Linked DNA regions of Homo sapiens: region 1 is linked to region 2. The links are chromatin loops, found by intact Hi-C in ENCODE. Cell type or tissue: body of pancreas. All regions are shown on one strand.

The links. Peaks named below come from ENCODE experiments on the same cell type or tissue, not always from the same donor. Only the 100,000 strongest peaks of a DNase experiment are listed, where the experiment ranks them.
Region 1: it touches region 2 in a loop (3-fold over the local background); 8 of 110 quality-filtered maps call a loop at or near these places.

What each region holds. Positions count from the first base shown.
Region 1 is chr3:180,592,077-180,597,076 of GRCh38, reverse strand. All of the region lies in intron 1 of TTC14-DT (TTC14 divergent transcript), which reads left to right. Among named protein-coding and RNA genes, the nearest start is that of TTC14-DT, 7.5 kb to the left of the region's middle. In body of pancreas, a CTCF peak has its summit at 1,924; no DNase peak of the experiment used is centred here.
Region 2 is chr3:179,940,445-179,945,444 of GRCh38, reverse strand. All of the region lies in intron 2 of PEX5L (peroxisomal biogenesis factor 5 like), which reads left to right. Among named protein-coding and RNA genes, the nearest start is that of PEX5L-AS2, 45 kb to the right of the region's middle. RefSeq lists an enhancer at 3,050-3,129. In body of pancreas, no CTCF peak of the experiment used is centred here; a DNase peak (open chromatin) is centred at 3,014.

The sequences.
Region 1 (5,000 bases), 650 kb before region 2:
TCGTTCTTCTCCAATTACTGTCTTTATTTTCCTGAAAATAGTCCCTTTTTGTTGCTTAAGCCAGATGGAGGAAATCTGTAGTTTGGAACCAAAGGTTTTGACTAATACACTAAGAAGCCACCAACTAGTAGCCTCTGCTTTTTCTACTCTGCCATTTTAAAAACGAAGAAACAAATATGGAGAGGTTAATACATGCTTTTGTTTTTCAAAAACTAACTTTAGAATACATGTCGTCTAACTGTGTATCTAGTACTCTTTCTACCATTACCATGCCATTTAGAGGGTCAGTGAAACCATGCTCTTTAAGGATGTAGCTTTAAAATATATGTATGGAATTTATTTTATTAAAAAAAATTATGACATAGGTCAGGTATCCCTTATCTGAACTGGTTGGGACCAGAGTGTTTTGAATTTGAGATTTTAGAATAATTGCATATATATAATGAGATACCTTGGGGACTCAAGTCTAAACAAAAAATTCATTTATGTTTTGTATGCACCTTATACCCACAACTTGAAGGTAATTTTATTTTACCCTTGGGACGCTGAGTAAACATGGTGCCACGTTCCTACATTTTGACTGGGTTCTACCACATGAGGTCAGGTGTGAAATTTTCCATTTGTGGCTTCATGTGAGTGCTCAAAAAGTTTCCAACTTTGGAGAATTTTGGATTTTGGATTTTTGGAGTAGGGATGCTCAACCTGTAGTTAATTTTATGTGTCATCTTCACTGGATCAGGGGATGTCCAGATAGTTGGTTAAAGACTATTTTTGGGTGTGTCTGTGAGAGTGTTTCCAGATGACATTAGCATTTGAATTGGTGGGCTCAGTAAAGTAGATTGCCATCCGCAATGTAGTTGGTCATCATCAAATCCACTGAGGGGCCAGGATCTGTGGCTCATGCCTGTAATCCTAGCACTTCGGGAGGGCCGGGAGGGCGGATTGCTTGAGCCCAGGAGTTTGAGACCAGCACTGGCAACATGGCAAAACCCTGTCTCCACCAAAAATACAAAAATTAGCCAGGTGTGGTGTCACATGCCTGTAGTTCCAGCTACCCAGGAGGCTGAGGTGGGAGGATCGTCTGAGCCTGGGAGGTTGAGGCTGCAGTGAGCCTTTCCCAGCCTGGGCGACAGAGTGAGACCCTGTCTCAAAAAATATATATATATCAATTCAGGGCCTGAATAGAATAAAAGGCAAAAGTAGGGAAAATGTGCCCCTTTTTGGCCCCACTGTTTGAGCTGGGACATCTCATTTCATCTTCTTTTGCCCTCAGAGTAGGATTTATATCATTGGCTCTCCTTGGCCTTTGGACTCAGACTACATTATGCCAGCAGCCTTCCTGGGTCTCCAGCTTGCAGATGGCTGATCCCAAGACTTCTCAGCCTCCATAATCCTCTATAACTGTATGAGCTAAGTCTTCATCGTGTGTGTGTGTGTGTGTGTATGTATGTATGTATGTATGTGTATGTGTATCTCCTGTTATCTGTTTCTCTGGTGAACTCTGACTAATACAAATGTCCGTTATTATGTTATTATCTAAAGATCGCCTTGAACTCTTTTTTTTCCCATAATGGGGCCCCTTGATTTCATTCCTAAGCACATGGTGTAAAAGGTTTAGATTACAAATTTGCTACCATATAAGGTAGCCATCTGTGTTTAACACTCTATTCAAAGCTGTCCTGAAGTGACTCAAGGAAGAGTGAGGAATACTAAATGGAAAATATGGCAAACTCAGCCAAATGTCTATCCCTGTTGTTAGAGGAATAATTCAAACTGCAAGCCCTTCTGATAAGAGTTGGCACATCTTCATTCATTCCCATGGTTTTTGTTTGAAAAGATTCTCCCAGCTTCTATTTCTTTTTCATATCACAGACCAACACCTTTCTTCAAGAAAAAAAACATTGTCAGTCTAATCCACTTGAGGGTGCTGTAAGATCATCATGGTATCCAGTTTTATGTCCTTCACCAGAAAACCTGCTAACTAAACAAGGATTTAGGGATGGGGAACTGTGACCCTATTATATACAGTCATTTTGGGATAATTTTATGTCTAACACTGTCTCCACCTTTTAGTGACTGATAAATGTTTTGAGGATATTATTTTAATTTAAATCAGTTCATATCTCATTAGAATTGATTAACTTAGTAATCTTGAGTTATTTTTTTCTAAGAAGAAAGATTACTGATTTCAGTTTCAATTCAGCATGGTTCTAAACAGACCCAGAGGTGAATATTGCACAACTCCAGGACAAGAGGCCAGAGTAGTGATACACTATAATCCATCTTCAGGGTATGTGGTATTCCTGGAGATGTGCAACTTTTGATCAGTTGTAGTGACCATCTGCAGTGCTAGTCTCAGCTAGCATTTCTTTCATGTTTGTCTTTGTTTACAAAAAGGATGAGGAAATAGAATGAAGATATTTCAGATTAAATCTATCATGATTGTTAGAAAAAAAGTCAAAAGATGTGTGTAATACTGATATGGAATAGGTTAAGGTGTTTGTCATCAGGTTCTTGGTCATGACTGCTCATAAAGACACACACACATACACACACACACACCTCTTAGATTCTCAGATTCTTGTTTTGCAGCAATTTCTCAGAATGCTATATGGGAGAACATGTCAGGATTATCATCAAAAGAATTGAAAGTTTAATGCTCAATAAATAGTATTTGTCAGTACATTCTGGATTGCTTCGATTTTTTAAATGCAATTTAGACATTCCTTTAAAATGAAAGCAATTGGTCATCTTCTAATTTTTAAACACATTCTTTTTTGTTTTATTGACAGCAGCACTAAAGGAGAATTTTGGGGAGTAGAAATATATTAGTGGCTTAGTATATTGCCCTTCTTAATGGAATTCATTGGAAGATCCAGTATGTCAGGGAAATGATTTAACCTTGATCTGGACCACATTAGACATAGCCTTTGATTATCTGTAGACATAATGGTCAAGTTGCCAAATGCATTAATTTATTCATTTAATAAATATTTGAGGCTTAGGCTGTATTTTAGGTGTTAGGAATATAATAGTGAAAAAAATACACCAACCTCCCTGCCTCTATGGAGTTTATATTCTGGAGGGAGACATATGATGAGTAACAAATATAATAAATAAGTAAATGATATAGTGCATGTATTAGAAGGTGATAGATCCTATACAGAAAGAAGTAAGTCAGGGTAAGGGGCATTGGAAGTACAGGGGGGTGGGTGTGGTAGTTTTTTTAATTATTTATTTATTTATTTATTTATTTATTTATTTAATTTTTTTTTTTGAGACGGAGTCTTTCTCCAGGCTGGAGTGCAGTGGGTCAATCTCGGCTCACTGCAAGCTCCGCCTCCTGGGTTCGCGCCATTCTCCTGCCTCAGCCTCCCAAGTAGCTAGGACTACAGGCACCCCGCCACCATGCCCAGCTAATTTTTTGTATTTTTAGTAGAGACGGGTTTCACCGTGTTAGCCAGGATGGTCTCAATCTCTTGATCTCATGATCCGCCCTCCTTGGCCTCCCAAAGTGCTGGGATTACAGGCGTGAGCCGCCGCGCCTGGCCTGGGTGTGGTAGTTTTAAATAGTTACAGCAGATCTCATTAAGAGGGTGACATTTGAGCAAAGATTTGAAGTAGATGAGGAGTTAGTCATTCAACCTGTTTGAGGGAAAAGAGTTCCAGGCAGAGGGAACAACCAATGCAAGGGTCCTGAGACAGGAAGGTATTTGATGTATTTGAGAAATAGCAAGGAAGGCGGTGTGGCAGGAACAGAGTGAGCATGGAGGATGGACGTATGGGGCTTTGTAGGCCATTGCAAGAACTTGGCTTTTACTGTTAGTGGTTGGGAGTAGCTTCAGGGTTTTAAGGAGGAGGGCACATTATGACTTTCATTATAAAAGTATCACTTTGGCTGTTATCTAGGTAGGAATTGATTAAATACCTATTGCTCACAATAAAAGGGAGAAAGTTTTGTAGGATGTCTTCTTATTTCTTAGCAAACATAATTTCATTTTAAAATTTACCTATCATTGCATAGAATAAGAATATGAAGTTTCAATAGCTGCAAGAAGATTAAGAGTGTAGGGCCGGGCGCTGTGGCTCACGCCTGTAATCCCAGCACTTTGGGAGGCCGAAGCAGGCGGATCACCTGAGGTCAGGAGTTTGAGACCAGACTGACCAACATGAAGAAACCCCATCTCTACTAAAAATATAAAATTAGCCAGGCGTGGTGGCGCATGTCTGTAATCCCAGCCACTTGGGAGGCTGAGGCAGGAGAATCGCTTGAACCCAGGAGGCAGAGATTGCGATGAGTTGAGATCGCGCCGTTGCACTCCAGCCTGGGCAACCAGAGCGAGACTCTGTCTCAAAAAAAAAAAAAAAAAAAAAAAAAAAAAAGAATGTGCGCAATTATGAAATAGGGAGTTATCATAGTGGAAAGAGCTTAGCCCAGAAGTCCCAGCTGTATTTTGAGTAAATAATCTAATCTTCCATGCCTCTCTTGCCACCTTTAAAACTAAGGGATTGGATGAGATGAACTTTGAGATCTAACCCTTAACATTCATTGTTCTATGATGAACAGTTCAGGTGCTAAAACTGCATGTCTCTCTTTAAGTCAGTGTGCTTCTTTTTCTATGAAATCTGTATGAAGTTATTTTCCTATTGTATTGCAGTACTGGTAAGTGTGGCTTCCTACTGTGGCTGGTCTCTTTAAATGAATGAGATTCTTTACAGTTCCTTTAGTTGTAGTTAGAAAAGGGACCAGCCACAGAAGTCACAGGGGGAGATTGGCTGATCACTGTTTGGAAGTCTCAGTGTGGCAGTTCCATCAGGTAGATTGAGTTCTGGACACTGATCCTTAGTTTTTCAAGTGCAGAAATTCAAGTAAGGCTCGACATACTGATACACACTAACCAAATTAAACACTGATTTAGAAATCAAGTTGACAATGTATTAAGGGTGAACTGTAAGCTTGACATACTGATACACACTAACCAAATTAAACACTGATTTAG
Region 2 (5,000 bases):
TTAGAGAGATTTAGAAAGTTATTTAATGGCACACAGTATTAAGTGACAGGGAAAGGATCTCAGCCAGGAAGTAAAGTCTGTGCTCTTAATGACTGTTCCAAATATCCTCTCTCAGTAGGGACACCAGCTCAGAAACCTGAGTCATCATTCAGGAAATCTGTCCCAGCCCTGGTGTCCCAATACTTAAAATTTAGGTGATTTCACCCTGTCCCAACCATTCTAAAAAGGAGCAAGCTGAGAATCCCCATTCTGCCAGCTTCTTCTGGTTGCTAGAGATGTGATATGAAGACCACGGTAAACTTGGCTCTATACGATTAAATAACAAGGGAACCAATTGCAAATTGGCTTCAATTTTTCACTCTGTTATGTCCAAAGAAGACTATAAAACAGAAGTTCTGAGTGCAAGCATTGCACAGCTTTTCTCATTTCAAATGTAACTTTGAAATCAGCATGACAACCTGCTATCAAGAAATAAACATATTGACAGGCAACCTTGCCTTGTGAAGCGGACACAGAGGGAGATGTTAAGAGACCTGAGTGAACGTCCTGATTCTGCCCACTTACTAGTTTTGTAATCTTGCATTTCACTTCATTTCAGTGATTTCTGTTTCTGTATGTGTAGAGATAGAGTTTGCACATTGTTATGGGGAAACCCTTCAATGTACTGTAGGTGCTCAACAAATGTTTGCAATCCTTCCTTGAACATCAATTGAAAACTGTTGAAAACGGCCTTAAAATGGGCATAAATTGGAATCTTACAAGATTTACCAGAATTGGTTTATAAACTCAGTATAGCAGTAACATGTGATAAGGTCATTTAAAAGAACATAATTCTGTTTTTCAAAAAAGACATTTATTGAACTGGAGGAAAAGGAAGGGATGAGAATGGGAAACTGACATTTATTAAGCTCCTGGTCTCTGCCAGGCCATGTTAGACCTTTCCAGGCATTTCGTTTATTCCTCGTAACAGTCTTGTGAGATAGCCATTTTTATCCCCATTATCATAAATGGTGAGCTGTAAGACTGAGAGGTTAAGGAAACTGCTTGAGTGTCCAAGACTGGATTTGAACTCAAGTCCCCAGACTACCTGAGCCTTTCTAGTGGGGACCATAGTGTCTATTGATTTTTGTTGAGCAAAAGTCTCTTCTTAGAAGGCTGGATTGAGTGTAAACCTCCCATCTTTTATGCATCTCTGAAAGTAGCAGTCTGCTATCATCTGAGTTAATAGTTGCTCTTCCAACAGAGATTTGTGGACACAAAATTTCTAAAATTTCTGATATATTCCCTCCATTCCCTAAAATTTGTAATGGCTCCTGATGAACTACCCGGACATCATGATGACCTGTTTCTATATTAAAAAGTAGCCTTTGAATTCATAAATTGTTCTAATTGTAATTTGAGTGGAATATAAGTTTATAAACTTTTTCAGTTTTTTGGGGGGGGGAGGGCATATTCTTCTGGCAAGTTTGTTGAGAGAGCCCCATTGAGAGTAGGCATCACTTGTCCTCAATGTGTGAGTTACCCAGTTTTACCAGGAAGCCTTATCTGGTCCTGCTTCCTTCTGCTTTACCCAGGGAATTTGAATAGCTGATGTGGAAAGGAAAAAGGAGATGGAGCACAATTGGTAGAATTAAGCATTGTGTTGAGAATTGTTACTGAGTCCTTCAAGAGACCTTTGTCTGACTTGAGCATCTAAGAATTCAAGCCTTGTTTTTCTCTCTCATATATAATGACAGCAGCGGGCCACAGATGTCACGTGCTTAGTGCTCACCGCCTCTGCTGTCTTATTGTGATTCTCCACGTGGTGGAATAAAACATTGCACACAGAATGCAGACCACATTCAGCTTCCCAGAAAGTTAGCTTCCAGTGAGCAGAAACTGAATTTCCATACCTAAATTCTATAGGAAAGGATTCGACTAATTGGACATGAGTTTCTGTTCTCCTCACAATAATTTACTGCAGGCTAATTATTACACATTTAAATACTTTGGATAAATGAATTAAAAGCCAGTTTTCCTCTTTATTCATCCAATTCATTAGATGATTTCATTTTAGGAAATGAGGAAGTAGATGTGATTAATTGTGCAACAAATGAGCAATTCACTCACTTATACAAGGAATAAGAATCTCTGTGCTAAGAGATGGAATGATTTGTTTCCCCACTGCCAAGGTGGCTGCTGGCCATACAGGGCATAGTGTTCATACAGTGCAAATGCTGATGATAGCGCTAACCTAATATAAAGATGCTTGCTTGAAATCCAGAGCAATCTTCATCTACCATAAATAGGAAAGTAAGCAGGATTCTAAAAGTAAATATAGTAAAATAATAATAACAACAATAATATTCAACTCATATAGTTCATTACTTTTGCAAGTGCTTTGGTATATGTTACGTCATTTGATTGTCACACAACGACACTGGATGTTAGTATTGTTACTATCCCCATTTTACAGATAAGGAAACAGGTTCAGAGGACATTACTGCATTGCTGGAGGACACATAGCCCATAAGTAGCAGAGCCAGAATTGGAACGCAGGCCTCCTGATGCCAAAGTAATACGGCCTTTCCATTATGTCTACTATATGTAACCTAAGAGGACAAAATGGAGAGAGGAAGAAAAGATCAATCTGAAAGCTGCGTCCTTTGGTTGTTCTAGCTCAGGTCACCACACATGCTAACTCCCTGTTCCCATCAAAAGGCAGCTGGCCTTGAAGGGCTGGAGCAGGGTCGAGTATACAGGAGACTCAGTTGACAGGTGAACTCTGTCCCAGTCCACTGTCTTCCATGTGTGCGTCCCAGTGAAGGCAGAGTCCTGGGAAGAAACCATCCGTCTCATGCGCCTGGGTCGAGAGAGGGAATCCGGGTGCAGTGGGAGGGAGGTGAGGACCAAAGAATTCAAGATAAAGGAGATTCCGCGCCTCCGAGTGCCTACCGGTGCCACTGCCCTGCAGAAGCGCTGGGGCCTTGGGCATGCGCGCAGCGGGCGCGGTCACAGGCTCCAGCCCCGCCCAGCCGCCTCCGCGGTCCCGCAGTGTTGTCATTGCTCTGGCAACTGCGGACACATCCCACGCCAGAACAGCCGCGAGAGGGACATCGGGTTCGGAGTGGCCCTCCTCAGGCTCCAGGTGCAAAGTGCTCCAAAACAAAGCAGCAGAAATAGCAGCCACGAAAAGGAGCCCTCGGAGGAGAAATGAGGCCCAGGCTTCTTGGGAGAAGATGCAGAAAGGGCTGTCACAATTAATTTCAGTCCGGAGGCCAGTTTCTGGAAGGGTTCAATAGACTAGAAGTACATACAGACGGCAACAGCTTTTCCTCCAGTGGTAAAAAGCAGAGTGAACTTTAAATCCAGATCCTCTTCCTCCAATCAACCTTTTCTTTGAAAAGCTGATAATCTTTTCTTTTCTTCTTTTTTTTTTTTTTTTTTTGAGGAGTCTCACTCTGTCACCCAGGTTGGAGTGCAGTGGCGCGATCTGGGCTCACTGCAACCTCCGCCTCCCGGGTTCAAGCGATTCTCCTGCCTCAGCCTCCCAAGTAGCTGGGATTACAGGCGCCCACCACCACGCCTAGCTAGTTTTTGTATTTTTAGTAGAGACGGGTTTTCACTGTGTTGGCCAGGCTGGTCTCGAACTCCTGACCTCGTGATCCGCCCACCTCTGCCTCACAAAATCCTGGGATTACAAGCGTGAGCCACTGGGCCTGGCCAAATAATCTCATTTTCAAAGTGAGAAATATTCTATTCTTATAACTAGTATGAGCTGTGTTGGAAAGTTTTCTACTCACTCTTTTCTACCAGGTTAATCAATGTTGTGGGTAGGAGCTTGGATTTTGGCATCGCACAGACTGGCGTTCAAATTCACACTATGCTATTTATTGACTGTGACTTTTGAACAAATACCTTCCCTGATTCTCAGTCCCTTCATCTGTGAAATGGGGGAAATGCCACCAACCTGATAAAGTTATTTTGAGAATTACATGAAGTACTGAATGTTGAACGCTTACTATAACATCATGGTGAATGAAATAATGCAGACACAAAAGGAAAAATACTGTATGGTTCCATATATATGAAGTACCTCGTAGAGAATTTTGAGCTGAGGGGAAGGGCAAGAGTTCTTGTTTAATGGCTGCAGAATTCCAGTTGGGGGAAAGGTGTGGAGATGATCACACAACAATGTGAACGTATAAATGCCGCTGAACTGTACATGTTTAAATCGGCAAAATGGTAAATGTATATTATGCATATTTTAACACAATAAAATAAACAAATTTTAAAATGTTTACAGTAGAGCTTGGCGCACAATAAATGGCTCTAATCTTGTGCCCCACCCTTCACATACTTCTATCACTTGCTATTATTTGCACTGTATTTTATCCACTGCGTCTGCCACTGTTACATTTCAATCTTCTTGAAAGTGAAAGACCGCTGGTTATATCTTATTCATCTTTTCTACCTCTGGCCTACCATAACGCCTGGCACATGTTAAGCACTCATTAAATGATTTGGGGAAAAAGAGGTAGCTCAAGACTCTTCCCCTCCTGTTTCTTACATTTTTAAAACCTCTCAACATTGTAAAAGGTCACTTATTTCTCTTTTCGTGCTAGAAGATCCTTATTTTGGACTAAAATGGTAAGTTCACACTATTGTACCAATGTATTATTTAAGCTTCAATAAATGAAGGAGACATTTCTCTAAATTAGGCCTCTGAGGATTGGATCCATGTTGTTCTTAAGGAGTTACGTCTTGCTCTAAATATACAGGCAGAGCAAAAGTGGAGCATGGGTTGCTGTTCCTTTAGAGGTAAATTAATGCTGTATAGAGTATTCTATGTCCAGTATATAACTGGAGCCCCACATGGTTCTCTCTTCATGCAGTACCATTTCAAAGAAACAGTAGCCAGATGGCATAAGCTTTGAAGAAACCGTAGACCATTAATGAAGTTTCCTGATAGTGGCAACTAAGGGGATCCCGTAGCACTTCATGCAGAAAGTCTCTCAAAA